Regions from separate parts of the Homo sapiens genome. Here regions 2 and 3 are each linked to region 1. Evidence: chromatin contacts called from ENCODE Hi-C or POLR2A ChIA-PET data. All regions are on one chromosome and are shown on one strand. Each heading gives the region's core, a stretch centred on a gene start or an enhancer-like site at or near the end of the contact. The rest is flanking DNA. Distances are from core to core; before and after follow the strand shown.

The links. Hi-C counts contacts between places; a loop is a spot of excess contacts on that map. ChIA-PET counts read pairs that join two places held with the same protein, here RNA polymerase II (POLR2A). Pooled maps may share reads with other maps.
Region 2: a map of PC-9 shows a loop between it and region 1 (4-fold over the local background). The contact joins the promoter of PLEKHA5 here to the promoter of PIK3C2G in region 1. A Hi-C loop is called at or near these places in 4 of 168 maps with a recorded cell type or tissue (Calu3, MCF 10A, PC-9 and 1 more) and 3 of 50 pooled maps. POLR2A ChIA-PET finds 5 or more read pairs at or near these places in 1 of 52 experiments (MCF 10A).
Region 3: a loop to region 1 is called in a map of CD4-positive, alpha-beta T cell, with 8 times the contacts of the local background. The contact joins the enhancer-like site here to the promoter of PIK3C2G in region 1. A Hi-C loop is called at or near these places in 32 of 168 maps with a recorded cell type or tissue (A673, CD4-positive, alpha-beta T cell, CD4-positive, alpha-beta memory T cell and 23 more), 32 of 37 single-sample maps with no recorded cell type and 34 of 50 pooled maps. POLR2A ChIA-PET finds 5 or more read pairs at or near these places in 1 of 52 experiments (GM12878).

What each region holds. Positions count from the first base shown.
Region 1 is chr12:18,258,973-18,263,392 of GRCh38, reverse strand. PIK3C2G (phosphatidylinositol-4-phosphate 3-kinase catalytic subunit type 2 gamma) reads right to left here and starts at 1,875. Exons shown (of 33, transcript NM_001288772.2): 1 at 1,816-1,875.
Region 2 is chr12:19,126,757-19,131,694 of GRCh38, reverse strand. PLEKHA5 (pleckstrin homology domain containing A5) reads right to left here and starts at 1,962. Exons shown (of 32, transcript NM_001256470.2): 1 at 1,807-1,962; 2 at 1,565-1,644. The coding sequence starts at 1,895.
Region 3 is chr12:19,188,085-19,192,485 of GRCh38, reverse strand. All of the region lies in intron 3 of PLEKHA5 (pleckstrin homology domain containing A5), which reads right to left. Among named protein-coding and RNA genes, the nearest start is that of PLEKHA5, 61 kb to the right of the region's middle. Within about 2 kb of position 1,516, at least 3 of the 41 ENCODE cell types and tissues checked have a DNase peak (open chromatin) inside an H3K27ac peak, as active enhancers do.

The sequences.
Region 1 (4,420 bases), core at 626-3,125:
TACCTTTATAAGGACAAGATGGCTTATGAGAAATGATCATATATTTGGCTAATTTTAATATAATTCAAAGTCAGTATTGTACAGACTGTTTTCTCTGTCCCCAATGTAGTCAAAATCAGTAAAAATAAGATAACTTACAGAACTCATGTTTTTAAACTTAAAAAACATTTTTAAATAACTTGCACAGTGAAAAACCACAATAAAATTAGAAAAACTTTGAGATAAAAAATAAGGTTGCCAAGAAAAATACATATTTTTGCATAAGAAATTCAAAGATACACATCACTCTTATTTTATAGCTGAAAAACTCTTGAAAATATTTCAGCCAACAGAAAAATAAATCATAATAATTTAAAATGCAAGAGTTTTGTCATAAAAGGTCTATTGCTAAGAACTGATAACAGTTAAAATGGATTTATGCCTAAACAATTTAATCATATTTTGCTATGATTATCTGTATAACATTTCATCAGATCATACATTTGGAAAATAGCAAGAATTTAGTTAGAAATACAATACAATGCTTTTCTAGATTGGAAATGATTACTTCATCACGTTTTCTTCCTAAGCTCTGAGAGAATTGTACCATGTTTTGCTTACTTGAAGAGGGCTTCCTCACGACCAAAATGATTCCAGCTCAGGCAGAAGAAAAAGTGAAATCATAGCCTTGGGGTTCACAATGGCATCACAGGATCTTGCTTATTTAATGAATCAGTGAAGACTCACCTACTATGAACCTTTTCTATAGGAGGTAGAAGTTGTCTTTTTTTTTTTTTTTGTCAGCTCACTCATGGTTAGCTATTTTCTTATGCTCACTATTTTCTTATGCTCAATTCACAAACTTGCTTTTTATCTGGTTCAGATGGCAGATAGACATGCGTGGAGAATAAATAACATGTCATGGAAAGAGCCCTTGAGTTGGAATAAGAAAACCTTGATTAAAATCCAAGCTCTTAATAACATTATTAATGACATGAGGGGTATGTGTTCTTTAACCTCGCTCTCTGAGTCTGTTTCCTAAGATGCAATAATTACATTAGCTAATGCATTTAAAAAGGAGATCACTATGTACAAGTTATATATTATGATTAGTTTGAAAGAATGGGGTATATCTTATCTCTAACTTTAATCCTAAGCTTCAGAAATAGAATTGTTCATCAGACAAGAACATAAGGGGGCAACTGGGACACACAATAGGTTCACATTGGCCTCAGTGAGCTACGAATAAAGAGGTAGGCAAACAGCAGAGACGGACCGCAGCACAGAGGGAGGAAATGGAAATAGAACAGAGCTTCTCCCTAGCAGGAGTTGCTTCTAGTTTGGATCCCATATGTTAAGAAATTCCACCTTCCATTTAACAAGAATTTCCTCTGGGAGCCATCATGGGGATGCCGTCTACAAGCTAGTGGCACGAGATTCAAGACACTAAAAGTGTACACTAAGAAAAATCTACCAGTAGACATGAATGAAATAATTAGCTCAAGGCTCTGATGAAATGGTATGTTATCAAATGCAATCTGTGGTGTCAGCTAGCTGGAGAGAGAGAGAAAGAAAGAGGCAGAGGGAGGGGGGAAAGAGAGAAAGAATAAGTTTATTCAGGAAAGATCTATCTTCTGGTTGTAGATTTTGGGGAATATTTACAAGCTGGATATCTCTGTTTCAAAATATGGCACAAACTCACTCTGATTTTAAATTCATCTACCATTTTTGTATCACAGTATAATTAAAGAGCTATTTTGCCTCAATAATATATTTGAGTCGAAATATCATGCTATGTAGTTAAGTATAGGAAGTTTATTTGTTTTAGTTTCTTACCTGACGCATATATCTTCCTGAAATGAAACACGATCTCATTTCTTTTCAAGAGTCAAATACGCTCACACAAGCTAAAACACTTCTATTTCAAGGGAACGTGATGCTTCCACTGGAAGCTTTTATTCCTGTTTGGCAGGTTGGGCGTGTTTGGAAATCTATTTTCCATCAAACCCTGAAGGGTTATATGGAAAAAAAAAGAAAAAAGGTTTGCATTGACATAATGAATAGAGGATTTAAGCCAAAAACCCAACCATAAATGAGCTTCTCTGTGCTAAACAGAATTCGGGCCAAAGATACTGATCAGCAATATACAAACGAAAATATATTTTTTAAAAATGTGTAAGGTGGGCATATTTCCCCTCAAATTACAGCTAAGGTTATTATGCATTTAAACGTGGAGGTGGTTGGATGTGGTGAAACCAGTGGTCTCAATTTGCAGGAGCAGAGGTGAGCCCTTGAAAAAGGTATTCTAGCCATTCTGTGAGTTTCACCTATCGAGGTATTTTCTTTATTTAATTAGAATTTAATAAGTTCATTTTTTTCTAATTTAGAAAGATATTAATTTTTAGTTTAGCCTTAGGATGCATAGTAAATTTCAATTTAAATATTTTTAATAACATCTGAAAAGGAACAGCAAAATAAAACAATATTTATAAGATTAGCAAGTAGATGTGGGTGGTTTATTGTTTTGGTATACTGCTCTTGAAATTGAACAATGTGTGGAGACTCTGAGACAACACAAGAAATTATATAATTAAATCCAGGTAAAATAGGATCTGCCAGAAGTAGGCCTGCTTTACTGGGAGAAAGTTTTAGGAAATAAAAATAAATTGGATTACTCTTGTTTCCAAAATATGTCGTAGGATCCTTTTGTTGTTGCTGTTTTTTTCTCTTCTTTTTTCTTCTTTTTAGATTTATAGTAGTTTTCTGTAAGAATGATTTCTTACATGGAAGGGTAGAGAAGAGAAAGTTGAGAATTATATCACTTTCAGGGCTACTCATGGAAAGATATTTATAGTATTGAAGGTTCACAATTGTACAACACCATCCCCTGACCCTTGTACCCCTTCTGTTCTAAAGCTACAAAGGTGTGAGAGGTCACAGAAAAATGGGAGCTTGACCTAGAAGTGGAGGGTGATGTCACACAGGAAAACAATCATACCTTTATATTTTAATAATAACCTGAGCTGCAATTCTTAGCTTTGGAACTCTGGGGAGATAGATGACTTTAAAAATAACTTTACATGTAGTGATTTTTTCCAAATACATTTATGCTAAACCCTTAAAAATCTCTTTAAATTAATTCCTAAAATGAGCCACTATTTAAGAAAAATAGTCCCTTCAAAAATTGAAACATTTTGGATCTACAAATCTCTTACCACACATTAAAGTAGGCTCATACATTTTTCAGGAGGACTTATGAGAGCTGGACTGGGTTGAAAAGGAACAATCTAATCTTGATAAAACTCAAAGATTAAGGTTAGAACAGTTTGATAGTCATTATTCATTAACAAGAAAGGGTACAAAAATGTACCTTGTACTTTGTTTCCTTTGAAAATATGTTCTTCAATAATTTATCTTTCCTTGCTTAACATGTACGCTTACCTATTTTAGTAGCACTTTTAATTAAAATAAAATCCAGAGAACAATTAAGCTTCTTCTAAAATTTACTTTTTTCATGGCTATGTCCTATGTCTAAAATTTAAACACACAAAGCCTTCTGTCTTACCTGGTAGTAGTCTACTCCGTTTTTTAGGCAAAGTATTTAAGACAGAATGATCAAGCTTCAACAATGAAATGCAAATTTTATTTAAAAATCAATGTTTACGTGCAAGTTTATTTGATTTCCTGTCTATTATGTTAACATTAATTAGGTTATTTTGTTTATGCATTTTATTGTAAGAGTCAAAATTTTAAGTTCCATGGTGAACAGCCTTCTAAAACTTTCTTGCTTGTTACATTAAGAAATCAATGTCAAATTATATATAACCTTCTATTTTTTTCTAAATAGGCTTATTTCCCCCCACTCTAAAGCAAATGTGATTTCTTTGTTCAAAATTCCTCAATTTTCAGAACACACACTGCAAGATGAGTTCTACAAGTGTCCTTACTCATCTGCCTGTAGTCTTGCTCGAAACCTGGGAAAGATTTTTCAACACTCGCTCTGCCAGTAGGTAGAACTTAGCAGAGTTGTCTTTAAAGTTTAATATAAAGAGTTGTGACCCAGACCCCGAAGCTGGCTACCTGCATATTTCATACATGCTCCACATTTTCCATCTCATTCTCTTTTTAATGTTATTTGTATATACCCATTTTAAAGCAGGATCTCACTTTTTAAGTCAAAAGTTCTGATAGAGTATCTACTGGGTACTTAGCAGCTACCTAGTACAGGTTATAATGTGGTGAAAAAGACCGACAAGATTTCTGCTATCATGAAGATTACAAGAGCAACTTCCCACCCTGTTGCCTAATAGAGTGACCCGAACCTAGTTACTACCTGGGTGAAAAACAAATGAAGGCAGATACAGGTAATAATGCAGCTACTTGAATATTTCTCTTTCAAATATAGGAAACTGCCAGAGAAAGGAAAATGTTTTGATCAAGT
Region 2 (4,938 bases), core at 713-3,212, 870 kb before region 1:
CCAAACCAGAAAAAAAAAAAAGTGAAATCACATAAAAGAATAAAATTTTTCTGTGGCGTGAATGTTACCAAATCTGTGGGGTTAACTAGGACACTTATTTATATCACTCATAATTCCATAGGATAATTAGTCTAAATAATTTAAATGTCATATCGTCTTTCATGAAATAAATCTATCATTATCCATAAAAGCAAAGAGGCCATCAAAGTTGGAATATGCGTGTAAAACACCAGAAAGGTATATTGAAGCAAAAGCCTGCACCGGGGAATTGAGAAACATGATAGTGTATTAGTCAGAAATGCCTTAAAAATGTAAGCTCATCATGCTTGCTACACCAGCCTTTCCTTTCTTCCTCCACCTTTTTGCAAATTTGGAGACATTAGTCACTTCAGTGAACTCCAGCATTTCACAGAGAGGCAGGTTTGTTCAATATCCTGGCAACTTTAACAGATTCACGGAATGTCAGAGTCCGAGAGAATGTACCCCAGAGGCCAGCTCTGAGGACTGCTGAAACTGGCCTCGCCTTCGACCCAAACTGCTCTCAAGCCTTTCCAATCACCAGGACTAGAGGCAGGCCAGTAAGAGAACACATGTTACATTTCAAAGACAAACAAGTCACGAATGTAAACAAAGAATGATAAAAGAAACCCAGACCAGTACAGAAACTACGAGGAGCCTTTTCCAGCTCCACTCACACTTAGCATTCAAACAAGCTCCCAAAGCCACCCGAGAGAGCCGCTTCCCCACGGACTCCCTCCAAACAGGGCCCGGGTGCCCCCATACGGGACACCCCCTCGCACGCCCACCGCCTCCTGGCAGTCTGTGCAACCTCCGTGCGGCTGGCGGGGACTTTAGATCCGGATCGCCAGCAACTGAGGCTGCGAACGCCTCCTCCGGCTCCGGCTGCTCCTCCCGTGGCAGGAGGGAACGCGCCAAGCGTTTCCCGAGCCGTTCCCTGTCACAGAGAGGATCGCAGCACCCCCGAACTCCTCTCCTCCTCCTCCTCCTCCTTCATCAGCCACCTACCCACAAGTCCCACCTAGGAGGAGGAAGCTGCACGGCAGGAGGCAGCGCTCCTGGGAGGAGGGGGAGGATGTGGTTACGTTATCCCGGCGGGCGATCGGGGTCCGGGGCTGCAGGGAGGGGAGTGGGTAAGGACTGCCTGAAGATTGCTGGGGGGCAAGACGGCAGCTGGGGGTCACCGGGGAGTGAGTAGCGGCCGCGGAGGAAAAACTCAGGACTCCAGGTTTCAGGGAGGGGAGCGTCGCCACTCTAGGGTCGCGAGGGTCGTCTAGGCTGGGATGGGGGGAGAAGGCGCAGGAAGAGGGCGCCGTCTCCAAGTGCTGATGAAAGGCTGAGGAGAAAGAGGCGCCCCGAGACTGGAGAGAACTCCCGGCGGCGGAGTCCCCGTGGCCCCTCTACCTGCGGCCGCTCCCGCCCGGCCTCCGCCCCGCCTCGCCGCCTCCCGGGGCCCGCGGCGCGGGGCAGGTTGCGGGGAGCCGGGCGGCCCGGGCTCTGCCGCCTCCTCCAGGCGGAGCCCAACTCCGTTTGGGCCCGGCGTTACCTGTGCTCTGCCGCCGGTGTCCGGTGACCACCGCCTCGCCGGTGACGGGGTGCAGCCAGGTGGTGCTCTTGGCCTCCTCGCTGCAGGGGTGAGAGAAGGGGCAGACACGGAGCGTGAGAGGGGACGCGGGGGCGAGCCGAGGGGCTGCAGGAGCACAGACCCGGGCTCTCCCCCGTGTCGCCAGCCGCCCGCCTCCTGCCCTCCCGCCCCCGCGGGCCCCCGTGCCGTCCCCGGCTCTTTACTTGATGAAGAAGACTCGGCCGCCCCTGGTGATCCCGTAAGTCCAGGACCGGGGCAGGGAGATCCACTCCAGGTTCAGATCCGCCGCCATGTCTGATCCCTAGCCGCCGCCGCCGCCTTCTCCTGCTGCCGCCGCGGCTGCCGAGGGAGGAGGGAACGAGCGAGCGAAGGGAGCGCGGAGCGAGCGCGCCTCCCCGGCCCGGCGCGCCCCCGCGCGCGCCCTACCCCCTCGGGCGGTGCCCGCCCCGCCGCCCCGGCAGGGTCCGGCCCCCGTCGCCGCCCCTCCGCATCCCGGCGGCCGCCGGCCGGCCGCCCCGCCGCGCGCTCGGGGGATGGGCAAGCGGCGCCGCGCCCCAGACCCCTCCCTCGGGCCCCTGCGGCGCGCCCGCCCCCTCCGCCGCGCGAAGGTTCCGGGATCGATTAAAAAAAAAAAAAAAAAAAAAAAAAAACGCGTCCTGCCCCCAGGGCTTTGCCCGAAGGCTTCCCATCCCAGGGCGCGATCAAAGGGAGCCTAATAATGCCCAAGCCCCTGATTTCTCTCTTTCAAACAACAAAAACACAGCGTCTGAGCTTTGTTTTATAAGAGCTGTTGGAGAGCCAACAGATTTTTCCAATATATTTATCGTTTTAAAATGGAAAGCTGTTTTTATTAAAGCACACGAAAGGCCTTTCCTGTTTGTTTGTTGTGTGCCAGATATCAAAGGTTGGACGTGATACGTGGCCCCATGAAATATGAGTGGATTTAGACTTGACAAAACAAGTTTTTTCTCTTCCTAGGCCCCTTAGGTCATATCTTATAAAATAAAAACTCGTCTTTTTCTGGTACTTGTTTTTAAAGATTCACTTAACATCAGTGTGGATTTTTACTTGCCCTGTCTCCAATAGATTACAATAATAGCTTATTTTATGGAGTCCTTGTGACGGTGTACATTTTTAAATCTTCACAACAACTATATATATATGTGTGTATATATATATATGTGTGTGTGTGTGTGTATATATACACACACACACACAATCTATAAAAAATCCCCATTTTACAGATAGGAAAAATGAAGTTTAAAAACACAGTAGTTTGCCCAGTCATAGTAATAACTGCCAAAGCCTGGATTCAAACTGGCTGTAGGATTTCAAAAGTATATTTGTATAACCTCCTTGCTGTACAAGCCCACTTTGTTTTACTGCGATTCACTTTATTGCTGTTTGCAGATCTTTCACATCTTACAAATTGAAGGTTTGTGGCAACTCTGCATTAAGCAAGTCCTAGCACCGTTTTTCAACAGCATTTGCTCACTACATGTCTCTGTGGCACATTTTGGTAATTCTTGCAATCTTTCAAACTTTTTCATTATTGTACCTGTTATAGTGATCTGTAATCAGTGATCTTTGATGTTACTGTTGAAATTGTTTTGAGGGCACCATGAACTGAGCCCATGTAAGACAGGGACTTAATAAATGTGTGTGTTCTGACTGCTCCACCAACCAGCTGTTCCTCTGTCTCTCTGCTTCATCTTGGGCCTCCATATTCCCTGAAATGAAACACTAATAATTGTCTAATAATAATGGCCTAATATTGAAATTAGGCCAACCAGTAACCCTACAATGCCCTTTAAGTGACCAAGTGAAAGGAAGAGTTGCATGTCCCTTACTTTAAATGAAAAGCTAGAAACGATTAAGCTCAGATGTATCAACAGCCAAGAGAGGCCAAAAGCTCGGCCTTGTGTCAAATAATTAGACAAGTTGGGAATGCAAAGGAAATGTTCTTGAAGGAAATTGAAAATGCTACTCTGGTGAAAACATGAATTATAAGAAAACAAAACAGCCTCATTGCAGATAGGGAGAAAATTTTAGTGGTCTGGGGAGAAGATCAACCTAGCTACAACATTCCCTTTAGCCAAAGCCTAATCCAGAGCAAGGCTCTAACTCTCTTCAATCTTATGAAGGTTGAGAGAGCTGAGGAAGCTGCAGAAGAAAAGGTTGAAGCTATCAGGGATTTAAGGAAAAACACCATCTCCGTAACATAATAGTGCAAGATGAAGCAGCAAATGATGTAGAAGCTGCAGCAAGTTATCCAGAAAATCTAGTCAAGATCATTGAAGGTGGATACACTAAACATATTTTCAATGTAGACAAAACAGCCTACTATTGAAAGAAGATGCCATCTAGGACTTTCACTGCTAGAGAGGAAAAGTCAATGCCTGGCTTCAAAGCTTCAAAGGGCAGGCTGACTTTTTTGTTAGGAGATAATGCAGCTGGTGATTTTAGGTTGAAGCCAATTCTCATTGACCATTCCAAAAATTCTAAGACCCTTAAAAATTATGCTAAATATACTCTTCCTGTGCTCTATAAATGGAACAACAAAGCCTAGATGACAGCACATCTGTCATGGCTGACTGAACATTTTAAGTCTGCTGTTGAGACCTACTGCTCAAAAAAAAAAAAAAAAAAAGAAAAGAAAAAGTGATTCCTTTCAAAATATTTCTGTTCATTGACAGTGTACCTGTTTACCCAAGAGTTCTCCTGGAGACATACAAGAGATTAGTGTTGTTTTCATGTTGGCTAACCCAACATGCATTCCACAGTTCATGGATCAAGGAGTCATTGTGACTTTCAAGTCTTATTATGTAGAAAGTACATTTCATAAGGCTATAGCTGCCAGAGATAGGGGGTCCTTGGATGGATCTGGAAAAAGTAAATTGAAAAAATTCATAATTCTAGATGCCATCAAGGACATTTGTGACTTAAGGAAGGAAGCCAAAAGATCAACATTATCAAGAGTTTGGAAGAAGTTGATTCCAACCCTCATGGATGAGTTTGAGGGGTTCAAGACTTCAGTGGAGGCAGTAACTAGAAATATGGAAATAGCAAGAGAACTAGAATTAGAGATAGAGCCTGAAGATGGGGCTGAAATGCCACAATCTCATGGTAAAATTTGAAGGGATGAGGAGTTGCTTCTTATGGATGAGCAAAGAAAGTGATTTCTTGAGAGGGAATCTATTCCTGGTGAAGATACTGTAAATATTGTTGAAATGACAACAAATAGTTTAGAATATAATATAAACTTAGTTGATAAAGTAGTGGCAGGGTTTGAAAGGATAGATTCCAATTTTGAAAGAAATTATACTGTGTGTAAA
Region 3 (4,401 bases), core at 267-2,766, 930 kb before region 1:
CTTCAAGTGATCTGCCCGCCTCGGCCTCCCAAAGTGCTGGGATTATAGGTGTGAGCCACTGTGCCAGGCCAAGAGTAAATTATTTTCTATTCTTATAATTTCATTAGGGTTCTCCTTAATATTTAATTTTTCATAATTCCACATTTCATTAACTAAAGTGAACTTAATCAGTCTTTCCTCATGAATCTCATTTTCTAAAATTTGTCCTTTTTACACCTTTGACTTCTCTCCAAGTTTCCTATGAAAAGTAGAAATGTCAGCACTTCTCTGTAATTAACTGCTTTTATAAAATTGAAAAATAAAGCAAGCATTTACATGTTTACTTTTTCCTTCATTAAAATTAAAAATAAAAATACTAAAATTTTTTTTAAATTCAAGTCAATTGTTAATAAAGATATCCTTTTAAAGTATGGTAGCAAGCCTCTAAGATGACCCTCAGTGATCCCCAGCCTATACACGGACTATACAAGGGTATACACACCTTTGTATAGTCCCCTCCTGCAATGAATCAAGGCTGGCCTTTTTCACCAATAAAATATGACAAAAGTGACACCCAAAGCTAAGTCATAATGGCAGTGCGGCTTCTACCTTACTCTCTTAGGCTTGGTCACTATGGACAAAGCCAACCACCATGTCATGGGTCACGCAGCCTTATGCAGAGAAACCAACTACCCACCATCAACTTGCCAGACACGTGATCCTCCAGCATGAGCTTTCAAGCTTGCAGAGACTAAAGCCTTAAGCTCATAAGGCTCATCCAACCTCGTAAGAGAACCTGAGCCAGAACTACCCAACCAAGCAGCTTGAGAATTCCTGACTCACAGGAACAGGGAATGTTAATAAATGATTATTGCATTATGTTTAGAGGTGATTTGAGAAAACAGCTGATATACCTGTATCTAATTAGGTTACAACGTATCTTATTTTGTATAACTGAATATTTTGGTTCTTGGCAGCAGCAGTTGAAAAACAATCATCTGTACTGCAATAAGATGAGTTTAGGGGACAAGACTGACAACAACAACAACCAATTAGGCCGCATGGTAGTGATGGATGCTAGGCTGTTCATTCAACAACACTCAACATTAACTCAAAGCATTCAGTGTGGGAAGCTGTGTGTCAGGGTATTAAAGTATTAACAGTTTGATTTCTACATACTGGTCTATGACCCACAGTTACATGCAAGAAATAATCCCTACTTCACTCCCATTCTTGCCCATGTAAATCTCACTGTTTCACAGGGCACTGTGTTTTTAAATCTTGGTCTGACCCATTAGTAGATAATGAAATGCAGTTAACAGGATGTTTGCTACCAGTACTTTAAAATAACAAAACAGAAGAGAAGGTATAGGTGGTAAAGGGAAGAAAGTATTTTCATTTTAGTATTATATAAAGTGGACAGTGGGTCATCCAATAATATTTATTTCTTATTGCGAGTCATGGTCAAAAAAAATTAAAATAAATGACATAAAATACCAAATATGTTTACATCATAGGAAACTAATTAGTCACCACACTCGTCCAGTTAGCTGCCAGCTCATGTTCCTTTTCCAACTTCTCTTTTGCATGCCCTTTAAATAGCTAGGCTTCACTGCTCATTTTGTTTTCACACTGATATTTTTAAATTCCTGTGAAAATTGGCTCTGGCTCAGTTGCTTTTTTCCTAATCTCAGTTCTGCTTATCTTGAGAGGGCTGAGAATAGGAAAGTCTCTTCTCCTTTGGGACAACCCATTTAAAACACACCTAATAGTTGTCTCACAAGAGTAAGGCAAGCAAAAAGAGGAAGATCAGATAGGGAACTTGCAATAACACTGAGATAACTGAAATTTCTGGCTAAATGAATCATCTTCAGTTCTCCAACATGCTAGAAATGATTAGATATGCTGGGCTTTCAAGGTTAATTTTTAAGTCTAGAATGTCCAAGCAATAACTATATTTCCTACTAAGACTTTTAGATTGTTATCACTCATGCGCAGCATGTAAAGCTCTCTGATTTCATGATGAGGGCCACACATGTAGTACACATCTTGAATGCAATCAGTTATCTCTCAGCCTTCTCTCTTGCAGCACCTGGCACAGTGCTTTGCATTAACCTGAATAAATGAGTATTTTTTAAAAGAAATTATTTGGGGAATTGAAAGACCAAAAAAGGAAATATTTATCCAACTGATAATTCATTTACTTGTTTGCAATGCTTCAAGAGAAAGGCATTATTATCCATAAGGAAGTTTTCCTAGCTTTAAACCAGTATTTCTATCCCTGAAAATATAATTACCAGTAAATATAACAAAATATTTCCTAAAACTTTTTAACAAGATAAAGGAGGATTTCAAGATTGGGTTTTTTCTTTCAAAAGGTGAAGTGAAGCTGACACTAAGAGTAAGAGTTCAAAGAGTAAGACTCAGCTGAATAATAACTTTTAAAATATACGACACAAGGAGGAAATGAAGAAGCGCACGTTGTAAGCAGATTTTAACAATTAATAAAGAAACAAATTAATGTCTTTGGAAAAGCACAGAAAAGCAAGTAACCAAATTCCACTAGAATGAGATCAAGAATAGAAAGTGGGGGCATTAAATCACAAAAGCTCTAATGAAAGGAAAATTCTGGCTGTTCTCAAAAGAGCCCTTTTCTAAGCAACATTCTCATTTTTATTAGTTTTTCAGAAAGGAGTTATTTATGTCAATAAAATTTTAGCAGTTATGTCACCCTAGTCCTTATCATTGGTCTACACAAGACTTGAGAGCAGTCTGTTTAATGGTCTGAATAGCATGAATATGTTGATATGAGTCAAATTTATTTTCCTAACCCATTCCTGAGTTGCAGACTGGTATACCAAACTTCCTGCCTGAAATTTCCATTGGCTTTCCCACAACCATCTCAAACTTAACCTACCAAAAACGAATCTCTTGTTGATCTCCCACCTTCAATCCACAACTCCTCCCTGACCCCCTGCCCTTTCCCCCAAAAGAACAAATATTTTTTCCCATTTCTAAGCATGAACTCTCCACTCAGCTGCATGAATCACAGGGCTGCAATTTATTCCTCTCTTCTAACCCAAGAAATCCTATGTAGTCTATCTGCAAAATCTCCACTTCAAATGGTCTACCTTCCTCCATCTCTGCTGACACTTTCTTCATCTATTTACCATCTTTCTTCATTTAGACAAACGCAATAGCTTCTTAACTATTCTCCTTGTTTCTACTCTAATTCTCACATCATTTAATTCTCCAAAAACTGCCAAGACTTCAATGAAGCTACTTGGTCCTGCACAGTGTGGCCCCGGTCCCCCTCACCAGCCATGGCTAGGGGACCCCATCTTGCTTGCCTAGTTCCAGGCACACTGGGTTCTTTTAGACCCTGTGAGTGTCTTCAGCCTAGAAGATTCTTCTCTGGTAAACTAAATATATGTCCAGTCTCAGGTTCAACCCATTTAAACACACTTTATTGACCTGTGTAAAAACTTGACTAATGTCTATCTTTGCTCTATGTTGACAGCTGCAAGAATTCAGGGACAGTGCCTGTTTTATTCATCACTGTAACCCCAAAAGTTACCAGAGGTCTTGGTGTATAATAAAAGCTCAGTAAACATTGGTCATTGAAAGGCTTTCTTTTACATCGAATCCCATTTACCATTAAGTATATATAATGCCTTTACACATAAATTATAAATGCAAACAGACAATGACAAGGTAAAATAAAAAATGAATTTAATTTGAAAAAGGAATAGAATCTAAATCAACATAATATGTATTATAAATCTGTTCTTTTGTCTTTAGGGATTACAAGTTTATTAATACAGTACTTTCATAAGTTGAATCTGCAAAATAAGACCTTAAAGGTAAACAAGCATCATGGTCTGATACAGTTATTCCGTTGAAATATTTACTCTAAGTTGGCCATTGCCAGAAGCATCAATAAAATTTCAGAACCAGAAACATCATTTCTAATCTAATATGATTGAAATCTTTATATGAAAGACAGATTAATGAAATTTTAATGTTTTAAATTCTTATCTTCCTATATTTTTCTTTCTCATACATTCATTACACTAGAAGTATAATTTTTGTCTTTTCAAAGTGAAAATAACATGCTGATCTGAAAACAGATTTTATTTATGAAAAAAATGTATTAAGGTAGGATGAAAGAAAGAGGAGGGAAATAACAATTTTGGGGGAAGGTAGGAGCAGAGAGGATTGGTAACTTTAAATTGCCTCTCTAATTCTACTTCAAAGTCCTTATGTCCTTAATGTTAAAGTAAAATTCTAGTCTGGACACTTCTTTACACTCAACTCTATTTGTACCTGCTCTTGACAACCTAGTAATGTTCAAACCTGCATATGTGTGAAGTGGCCACACTTTCCTTACCACCCAATTGACTTCATTTTTTTCTATTTTTC